Regions from separate parts of the Homo sapiens genome. Here region 2 is linked to region 1. Evidence: read pairs that join two places in POLR2A ChIA-PET (ENCODE). Cell type or tissue: GM12878. All regions are shown on one strand. Each heading gives the region's core, and the rest is flanking DNA. Links, peaks and the distances in the headings are about the cores only. Region 1 overlaps CAVIN2-AS1 (CAVIN2 and TMEFF2 antisense RNA 1). Region 2 has its middle 11 kb from the start of NABP1.

Region 1 (5,392 bases), core at 165-5,164:
TTAATATACATAACTGAGATTATGTGATGTACTATGTAGTATCATGATAGTTTTGTTTTTTTACATACTAAAAACATTGCTTCAAGTCATGATTTTGAAATTTGAAAACATTACTTGTCTCATTTGTGATTTTAAAAATAATTGCATAATATTCTATCGTGAATATAACCATTTTCAAAACAATTTTTTCAGTGTTAGAAAATTTGCTACCAAATACTATTATGATGAATATTCTGGTACATAAATGCTTCTTAGTGCCTTTGGTTAGATTCCTATGGGAAGAATTATTGGGTTAAGTGTCTAATTTTATTATAAGTTCTTTATCTTTATTGCCTGATCACTTTCAAGAAAGATCACATCAGTTATACACATGGCACAATATTTATGACCACTTTTTTCCCCAACATTTTCATCACAATTGAATATTTTAATTAAAAAAACTTTCAATAGATATTTTTTAAAATATATTTTTTCAACTTATGATTTCTTAGATTATTAGTGAGGAGAAAATATTTTCTTCTGTTAGTTGGTCACTTGTATTTGTTGTTGTGTAAAATATCTGTTCATGTTCTTTGCACATCTTCTGGTAATGTTTTAGTATTTTTCTTAATAAGGGAAAGCTTTCCGATAACATTACATGTAACATTTTGTGTACTAGAATTTTGTGCGCTATTTCTCCAATATATTATTTATTATTAAATTATACTAATGTTATTTTTTGGTGTTTTGAACTTGAAAATTGGCCAGGCATGGTGGCTCATACCTGTAGACCTAATAATTTGGGAGGCCAAGGTGGGAGGATCACTTGAGTTCAGGAGTCCAAAACCAGCCTGGGCAATATGGTGAGACCCCATCTCAAAAAAAAAATTATCTAGTAAAATAATTAACCATTATTCATATGCTTTCTTCTACTGCTTAGAAATTCTTGTCCACCATGGTGGCAGGTGCCTGTAATCCCAGCTACTTAGGAGGCTGAGGCAGGAGAATCTCTTGAGGCAGAGGTTGCAGTGGCCTGAGATCACGCCATTGCACTCTGGCCTGGGAGAGCAATACTTCATCTCAAAAAAAAAAAAAAAAAAAGAAAGAAATTCTTGCCCACTCAGGGGTTAAATATTTACTACATTTTCACATATTTTTTTTTAATATTTAGTTTTTAAAATCTATGCTTCTAAGGGCACCTTGACAGCCAATTTCCCCAACAGTGAGTGAGCTCTACCTTGCTCAATTGTTTGTGGTGGTTTCTTGGTCATTCACTAATGTTATACATTGTAGGGTGTCTATAAAACCTAGTGTTTGAAGTATATTCTTCTTTCCCCTCAGAAATTTATTAGTGAGTGACAATCTTGCTTTGGATACAGGCTACATCTTTATGCTCATCTATTAGGGACTAGCATAGATATATTCAAAATACTTAATTTCATGTATTGATAGGAATAAATAAAATAACAATACTTACTGTAACTCCAACATATGCTCCGGAACCATAACAAAAAATATCTTCCAAAAGGTAACCAACTATTTAAGTGTCAAAACATATTATGATTTTTTTTTGGTCAGTTTCAAGTTTAAACATTTTTAATATGTTGAATTTTGGGGAAGTAAAAAAAATCGTATTCTTCCAGTGTAAAGTAACCTGCTTTAATATTCAGTTGCTACCCATTTAGAGAAGAAAATTGCTCTTCAAATAGCATAATGCATTTTTGTGTGTGTGATACTGGCAAAGGTAGGGAGGATTTAAGAAACATTTTACACTCTTTGGCAGTGGTGTTGATGGGGAGAAATAGAAAAATAAGAAAGGATTGAACTCGTTACTATTTTTTTTTTCCTTCAGCCAGATAATAAAAGGCAAAGCCCGATTTCATACAAAATCAATGGGGGTGAGTTATTTTGACAGAAATTTGCCATCCTTCACTGATCATGTGGTACTCCGGATAATAAATATTTTAAGTCAGTACATTACTGGTAATTTATTAGGTCATATGAAATAATAAAAACAATACAAAAGTCTGGAGATGAAAAAGTCTGGTGAAACAGAAGGTCTATGTAAATGTTCAATATTTTCTAGAGTTTTACTATTAATATTATATATTATTGGAAGAAAAGGAGATGTTTACTAAGTAGAGATGTGCATTTTTATTTCTTTTTAAATTGTCTCTCTCATTATTTTCCTACTAGGCTTATGCTTTTTCTCCTCTAAAAGAAGAAACTCAGAAATGCCTTTTTTTGTTTTAAGTCTGGTTTGTAGTTTTATTTCAATTTCATTTCTATTTCCTTCCAAAGCTAGGCAATACATTCACATCTCTAAGTTCAGATGTTGTTCATGAGGATCAATGCAAAAATTACTTTCTAGGCTGAATGCAGAAATACTTGGGTCTATGAAACTCATTCTCAATAAATTCAAGTTATTATTTTCAAAAAAATCCTAGTGGGTCACCAACTATTGAAGCCAGTGTTGGAGGAACACGACAGCTTACAGGATGCTTGGAATATAAGAGTAGCATGTACTCTGACCTTGGGGAGCCATAGGGGTCTTCAGACAGATCAAGAAGCATCACAAGGAACGGGTCTTTGAAACTAATATATTTCCACAACATTTTGAGGGTGATGATGATTTAGATAATTCCCCTGCCAGGTAGAGAATGAGTGACGCCATTGCAGTGGCTTTGTGGAGAGGTTGGGTCATGATCCTCACGTTGAGGAGTAAGTTGGGCGCTAGGTGCTCCTGAGAAAGCAGCTGTTCCATGTGGTTGAAGCAGAGAGGCAGGGTGGAGGCAAGGTAAAGAGCAGGACTGTAGACTCAGGTTGTCAGAGGCCCATCCTGGCTCTGCCACTCAGCTTGAAATTGTGGAAATCACTTTACCTCTCTCTATTTTAGTTTCTCATTTGTGAAGTGGGTAATAGCACCCATAAGCATTGTTCTGAGGATTAAATGAGCTCATCGTGTAATGCACACATGCATTACATGTATGTAATGTGGATGTATGTAACAGGACATGTGTATGTAGTAGGCACAGTGACTGAGCAGACTAAGACCTTGATATAAATGTTGTGAAATAAATAAAATAAACTTCTTGGGAAAGTTATGAGGGCAGGAAAGGAAGAACCAGGCACATGAGGTCTCCAGAGACCTACAAGGGCCTTAAATGGAGAATTCTGGGTTAGGAAAAGTAGAAAAAAAAATTAGTCCTTAGAAGACTCTGTTGGCTGCAACCAAAGTTTACATTCACTTGACAGAGTGATATAAAACTGTGATTATTGGAATGAAGTGACCTCTGTCTGAGTGTGGAGCATGGATGGGAACGACAATGGTAAAGCTGAGGACAGTGAGAGGGAGAGCTGGGGAGGCCATTTCTTATTTCTCTCTTTACACCCCCGATTTGCTCATGTGTTTTTAGGACACCTCAGATTCCTTTTGAAAGTAGGAGATAAAATACTTTTTTGTTAAGTAAAAAAGAAGTCCAGGTAATAAATAAAACAAGGAAATCCTGGGCAAAGGGATCATGGGCTGAAGAGGAGGAACACTGAGGTAATACTAATGCTTAGGCTGTACACTGACCAAGTGTTGGAGTGCAGCACACACCTCATCTGCAGGTATTGGGCTCAAGGAAAGGGAGTTATAGACAAATTCACCATAGTGGTAGATGAGCAGAGACTCTGAATACATCTGTGAAAACATTTTACTTTTCCTTTAAGTAGAGATGTTTTCAAAATAGTGGGTGATATGATGATATGAGATTAGATGGAAACAGAAAAGAGGAAAGGGGAGTACATGAAGAATTATTTTAATGTTGGGATGGCTTTGTCCACTGCAGCGAACATCCAGAGATGCAGTGACTACCATCTGCCACTGAAAAAGAACCATTGATGGAAGTACTATTTTCAATGATAACTCCTGGTAGCAGTAAAAACATGGTTTTAAATTAAATTTGGAATTTTCCTCCTCAATGCTGCTTCTTCAAAGACAAATGAGCCTCTTACAGTATGTCTAGTTAAATAAAATAATGGATGTGAAAGGCTTTACAAAACATTAATGTGCTATATAAATGGAATGTGTTATCATTGTGTACTGTGTACTAAAAAACATGCAGTAAAAAGATATTATTTTTGTAGACTAAATAGTCAAATATGGGCTGCATGACAGCACTGTGAAGTGAAGTCATAATTGATGAACGACTGTGCCCAGGGAGGGTTGATTTATGTGTGGATGCTAACCTGGAAGAATACTTCTGGTGCAATGTTAAAGGGTGTTTGTCTTGTTTTCTTTCTTTGCCCTTTTCTCACTTAAAGGTTTTCCAGTCAGTTGATGGCATACTTATCAAATTTAATGATAAGACTAGTATGGGGTAGGAAACTAACATATATCAACTTTAGAAAGTATATTGCTATATGAATAAACCAAGCTCAGATAGGCTAGTAACTTGCCCGAGACCACTCATTTAATAGTAGATGGTATTATGTGAGTAACCTAAGACTAGTAACTTGCCCAGTAGAGTGGCAGAGAGCTGGAATTTGAAACTAGGCAACCTGAGTCTAGAGAATGTACATCTAAACCACTTTGCTTAATTATTGATTCATTTACTTAACAAACAAACCGCTCACACTTACATGAGAGACTGATCTGAGCATTATACAACTGTTACTCACTCCTTGTAACAACCCTATGGGGTAGATACTATTATTATTTTCATTTCATTATGGCTTAGAAACTGAGGCACAAGGAAGTTAAATACTCTCCCCAAGGTCACGCAGTTAGTAAGCAGATTGAAACATAGGCAGTCGAGCTGGGGAGTCCATTCCTCTGACCATCATGTTATGCCACCTCTGCTCTATGCTGTGCTCCTTTCAATAATGTGCCCAGCTTCACACAGGTGATCCTGCCCTCTCCTTATACCCTGGGAACCAGGGAGTCTTTGAGGTTTCAAAGGAAGCAGTGAGCATCTATGATTCCGTTGATGCTCTTTTGACCTACCTTGGAGCATCCATGCCTAAAGACATCTTTTGTGATGCCACCAATTCAATCCTAGACTCTTAAATCCTCATCTTTGGTTCTTACTGCCAGATAGCATTCCCCCCTGCATAAAATACATCCTTATTCTCATTACATCTCCCCATAAAACTTTCATCAATTTGAAAATTGTAAAACGCATTCCTTTTTATGCAGACATTTAATCTATGGTTAAATGACAATTGCGCAATATATCCTCCTGCATACCCAAATACCATCCCAACTTGGCACTTTGAAAATAAATTGGCATAGGTTTCGAGGAAATAGAATATTCTCAACCATAGACTTTAGAGGATGCTTATCTGTAAAACAAATTACAGGGCACACTTTGGCTTGATCAACACATCGTACTTAAGAGAGGTTTCAGATAGAACCACCAGCTTAGCA
Region 2 (5,392 bases), core at 263-5,262, 210 kb before region 1:
AATAGAACCACTGATTTTTGGCTGGGGACACAGCCACCAGAAAGCCACCTTCCTGATCCCCCTTGATGATAGGTGTGTATACATGAGTAAATGCAAGCCAATGGGATATGAAGAAGTTGGGTGTGCAACTTTCAGGAAACATCCCAAATTAGAGTGGGCTCTCTTTTCCCTTACCTTTTTCCTTTCTATTGAGTGAAATGGGATGTATGATGCTTGGAGTCTTGGCAGCCATTTTGAATAATGAGGCAACCTTGGAAATGGAAAGTACAGTCAATGGAGCTACAAGATAGAATAGGCTTGATAATGTGGAGGCCAATACCAAACCCCTAGAATCTACCTCTGTACTTTAACAAGAGCCAGAAATAAACTTCTATTTATGCCCAGCCAATTGGGGTTTTCTCTCACTTTAAGTTAGTACTAATCCTAACTAATAGAAGTACTTATCTCCAGTCTGACTTCTTGAAGCCAGGAGGCAGAATTATATGGTACAAAGCAAGGTACCCTATGAACTGCACTTTGTTTTAAAGGAAGTTGTGGGCATGACAGGAAGGCTGGAAGATAGAATGTTATCATGTGGGAAATGTCAGTTGTGGAAAAGCATTACAGTGATGACTCCTTCTCCCACAACCCAAATGAATCACACTTCCTTGTGTCCACATGCTTCTTTGCAATATGATGTTGCTGCTCCTCCCATCTAAAGGCAGAGGTTACCTGACCATCTCCTTGAATCTGGTTTGAGCTGGTGACTGGCTTTGACCAACAGAATATGACAAATATGACATTATGCTAGTTCCAGAGTCTAGGCCTTTAGAGACCTTGCAGCTGTGGTGCAACCATGTAAACAATACCATGGGAGTCCAGAGGTGGGAGGATCTAACTGGGTATAGAGAAGGAGATGATGGTGGGTCCAGTGAGGAGAGTTTACAAAACCTATCCTTGAGGTGAGATACCATCTTCGATGTTAAAGGAGGAGTAAGGATAGTACTGGCTTCTCTGCTGACCCTCTGTGCTTGGTTGTCACATGGAGCATTAGTTCCCAGATAAAGATTTCAAGAATCAGTAAAATCTCAACAACACACACACACACACACACACATAAATTGGGGAATGGGTATACTGATGTATTGTTGCTAATACTCTGTTTTAACTTTTTTTTTAAGAAAGGACATTGGAAATGCTATCTACCATCATCACCATCTCATTAAATATATTTTAACATAAAATAGGAGGAATATTATCTCATACTAAAGGACAAACCTTTAAACTGCATGCTTTCCTCCCTTGTCTTTGGTTTTTGTACTGTACATGTATAGTAGTCTTAGACCAGCATTTGGTGGCCATTAGCCTTTCAAGTTTTACCGGTTAGGTTAACAACACAATATTTGGTTTCTTCATATGGCAAAGACTTACAGTTTTCCTCTAAAATCCATACTTCCCTTTTCCCATAGAAATAAAGGCTACTCTAGGTACATGATTACTCATCTAGAGACTACATCTTTAGCCTCTTTCACAGCTAAATGTGACCACGCGATTAAGTTTTGGCTAATAGGATATGAGCTGAAGTAACATGTAAGCTGACAGTATGTGCAATTTCTGGGTCATTTGTACCTTTAAAAATAAGCTGTTTGCCTTGGCGTTCCTCTATTTTTCTTTTCCACAGATGGGAACCAGTGAGTGTGACCACAACCCACTAATGATATCACCTAAGGGAATGGTGGGTGGAAAATGGAAGGAATTCGAGTCCTTGAGTGACTTCATAGTCTCCCTGCAAATCTGCATTGCTCTTTTTGGGACTATAACATGAGGAAGAAATGAACTTCCATCTTATTTAAGCCTCTGCATATAGATGTACACTTCTTGGTGTTTCCTTTTTTGAATAGTTTAGGCTTTACCTTAATAAGCAAGAACTCAGCTTTCCCTTGCTTTTGCAGTGGTATTTGCCTACCAATTTCCCCTTCAAAGGTTCCACGCTACTCCTATTTATCCCACCCACATGGGATAGCTGAGCTACGAGGTCACCAGAGAAGGACATTTACATTTCCACTTAGGTGTGGAATTCCCCTAAATGGAGAAGGCCAGTTATCTTCTTACTGCTCTTGCACAGTTTCTTTCACTGTTCTCCACTTGTTCCTTTTGCCCTACTTAGGCTGCAGTTAAAGAAACGATCCCTTGGTGGTTTGGCTGCTCAACCAATGGGCATAGCTCACCCTCAGGACTTTCCATCTTGCCTAGCTCACTTCCTTTTTCTCCCTTCTGAGCATTGCCTCTTTTATTTTTCAGATGCTACATTATACACATTCCCTTTCAAATCATACAGACACTTTCAAACAATAGTTATTGAATATGTACTTTGTAAGGTAAAACATAAAATGAGAAACAGGAAAAGTACCTGACTTTTTGGTCTCCTTGGAATACACAAATAAAGAGGAAATTATAAATTAAAGTCAAAATTCCTGTAATTGGGATATGTACAGTGTGTTATGGGACTACGTAGGAGAGATGCCTGATCCAGTGTTGTACAAAAGGGATGTGGTCAACCATGTCAAGTGAAATAAAGGCATAAAAAGGTGAAATAAATGTGTACATTGGCTATAAAGAAACTGTACACCTATGAATAAAACATCATTTTAAAACTTCAAATAATTTCAGAGTATATAAAATTAAAAGTGAAAGTTCTTTCTCTCCCACATCTTAATCCCCATAGTGATTTGTTACTATTTGGTGTGTGTTCTTCCAGATATATAGTATGAAAATAGATATATTAATATATTGATATATATATAGTATGAAAATACATCTATATATAAATATATAGTATGAAAATGAATCTATACATCTATAGTAACATATATATCTATATTTATTATAGGTAGTAAATATCTATATTTACTATAGATATATATCTATAATAAAAACCAATTGATATATAGTTTTTTATTTTATAATAAGCTAATCATCGTATACTATTATTATGTAGCTTTTTTTGCATGTACTTGTTTCCTTATCAGTATATTGACCTAATTTATAAAATTACATATACTTCCCTATTAATAGTTCACTAACTTAATCTCTCTTTTATGACACTTAGGTTTCTTTTTCTTTCTTTCTTTCTTTCTTTCTTTCTTTCTTTCTTTCTTTCTTTCTTTCTTTCTTTCTTTCTTTCTTTCTTTCTTTCTCTTTTTTGACACGGAGTCTTGCTCTGTCGCCCAGGCTGGAGTGCAGTGGCACGATCTTTGCTCACTGCAACCTCCACCTCCCGGGTTCAAATGATTCTTCAGCCTCAGCCTCCCAAGTAGCTGGGACTATAGGCATGTGCCATCACGCCCGGCTAATTTTTGTATTTTTAGTAGAGACGGGGTTTCACCGTATTGGTCAGGCTGGTCTTGAAATCCTGACCTTGTGATCTGCCTGCCTCGGCCTCCCAAAGTGCTGGGATTACAGGCGTGAGTGGCCGTGCCCGGCCTCTTTCATTTTATCTCTTCTAAAATTGGTGTTTCAAGGAATATTCTATCCATTGGATTTAATTATAAATATTAAGAGAAAAAAACTACAAGTGGAAATTCTATACCTGCCCCAAATATGTGAGAAACAAGTTAGACATTTTTGCATATGTAAAGTATCAGAAGGTACCTTCTTCCTCTTTTCTTTCTGGGGAACTTACTTGAGGAATCACCATTCTAGCAAAATGAAAATCAAAGCAAAACTATGATTTCAAGGGGATTTAAAATATATTAAAAACGTGAATGAGTAATCAATCCAGTAAAATTTAAAAGACAGGAATACAGGATCATAGCTTGGTTCTTGAATGGGGAACTTGAATATTATAAAGAAATTGGTATGTCCCAAATTAGTGGGACATACCCTTCTTTCAATTCCAAACAAACCCTGAGAAAAGTCTGTTTTTAAATCATGACAAAATAGTCTAGGAAAATAAGGTAAGCAAGAATGATTAAAGAATGTTTATAAAAAAGGGGTCTGAAGGTTGATATTTGCCTTATCAATTATAAATTTACAATAGTTAGAGCATGTTAAATACTAAGAACAGACAGATAAATCAGATAAAAGTGATAAACTGGAACTCGAGTTTATAAAATAGAAAAAATAGACAATATTTTAAAAAATAAATCTGAGAAATTGTTTCTTCAATAAATAACATTGGACAAATAAAGTAACTTTTTGATGAATATTTTATTAGAGCTTTGCATCACAGCATACATAAGAGGTAAATATTTAGTCATAAAGAATTGAAGAAGGTATAGAAAAAAGTTTATATCATCTCATCATGAGGAAGGATTTCCTCAAACAAAAAAGCAATGGAAGACATCCTAGGAAAAGATAATAAATTTGACCATATAAATATACAAAGTTTCTACACTAAAAATACAGATAAAAGGAAAAGGCAAATCACAAGTGGGAAAGATGTGTACAACAAATGTTGCAAAAACCAGGATTACTATCATTTGTGAAAACTCTTGATACTGGTAAAATCCAACTCTCAGCCTGGTCTGTGCCTAAACTCTCACAGATGAACGTGTCTGAAGAAAAATACAAAACCATGTGCGTTGGTCAACTTTAAGTTAGCTGTTAACTTCCTTCATGTGAAACTTTAGTTGGCTTCTAAAATTGTAATAAATTTCCCCATTTAATACAGTCTCCCACATCCCCAATGACTATTTCTAACCTCTTCTTACACTTCAAACTTCCAGCATCTCCTCCCCATTCTCACTCTAAACTGATGATCTTGTTTATTTCATTGGGAATAGTAGCTATCAGAAAAGACCTTCCACACACTCTTACCATCATAGCAACTCAGCCTCCTGTTCCAGAAAATCCCTCTACGCTCCTATCCACCTCTCCACAGCAGCCCTAGCTCCCATCATCTCTCACCTACTCAAGGGCAAGAATTTGTTTTCAGCAATTTGACTTTTCCCTGTCTCTACTGAATCATGCCATTCAGCCTAGGGTCATGTTACTATTTTTTACATTAAAAAAAATCTCTTTTGTCCCACTTTACCCTCAAGTGATTAGCCCATTTCTCTGCTGTCCTTTGCAAAAAACCTCCTAGGAGGAGCTATATGCACTTACTTTCACATTTCCAATTTATGAACTTCTGTTCTCTCTTGAACTCAACTTATTTAGTCTTTCATCCTTCACCAACTTCATTGTCAAAGTCACCAATGATCTTCGTTTTTGCTAAACCCTGTAATCAATCCTGTTTCATCTCACTTGATCAGCAGCATTTGACACAACTGTCACCCCCTCTTCCCAGAAACATTTGATTCACTTGGCATCCAACACACCACTCACCTTGCTGTGTTCTTCCCATCTCACTTCTTATGTCTAAAATGATCCTCCTGATCTTTCCACATCCCCTAAACTGCTCCACTTGTAT

What was found. Peaks named below come from ENCODE experiments on the same cell type or tissue, not always from the same donor. Only the 100,000 strongest peaks of a DNase experiment are listed, where the experiment ranks them.
Region 2: POLR2A ChIA-PET joins it to region 1 with 7 read pairs; 2 of 35 experiments call an interaction of 5 or more read pairs at or near these places.

What each region holds. Positions count from the first base shown.
Region 1 is chr2:191,872,832-191,878,223 of GRCh38, forward strand. All of the region lies in intron 1 of CAVIN2-AS1 (CAVIN2 and TMEFF2 antisense RNA 1), which reads left to right. Among named protein-coding and RNA genes, the nearest start is that of CAVIN2, 28 kb to the left of the region's middle. In GM12878, for the core only: no CTCF peak of the experiment used is centred there; no DNase peak of the experiment used is centred there.
Region 2 is chr2:191,664,799-191,670,190 of GRCh38, forward strand. No RefSeq gene overlaps it. Among named protein-coding and RNA genes, the nearest start is that of NABP1, 11 kb to the right of the region's middle. In GM12878, for the core only: no CTCF peak of the experiment used is centred there; a DNase peak (open chromatin) is centred at 2,153; H3K4me3 peaks cover 115 bases; H3K27ac peaks cover 2,123 bases.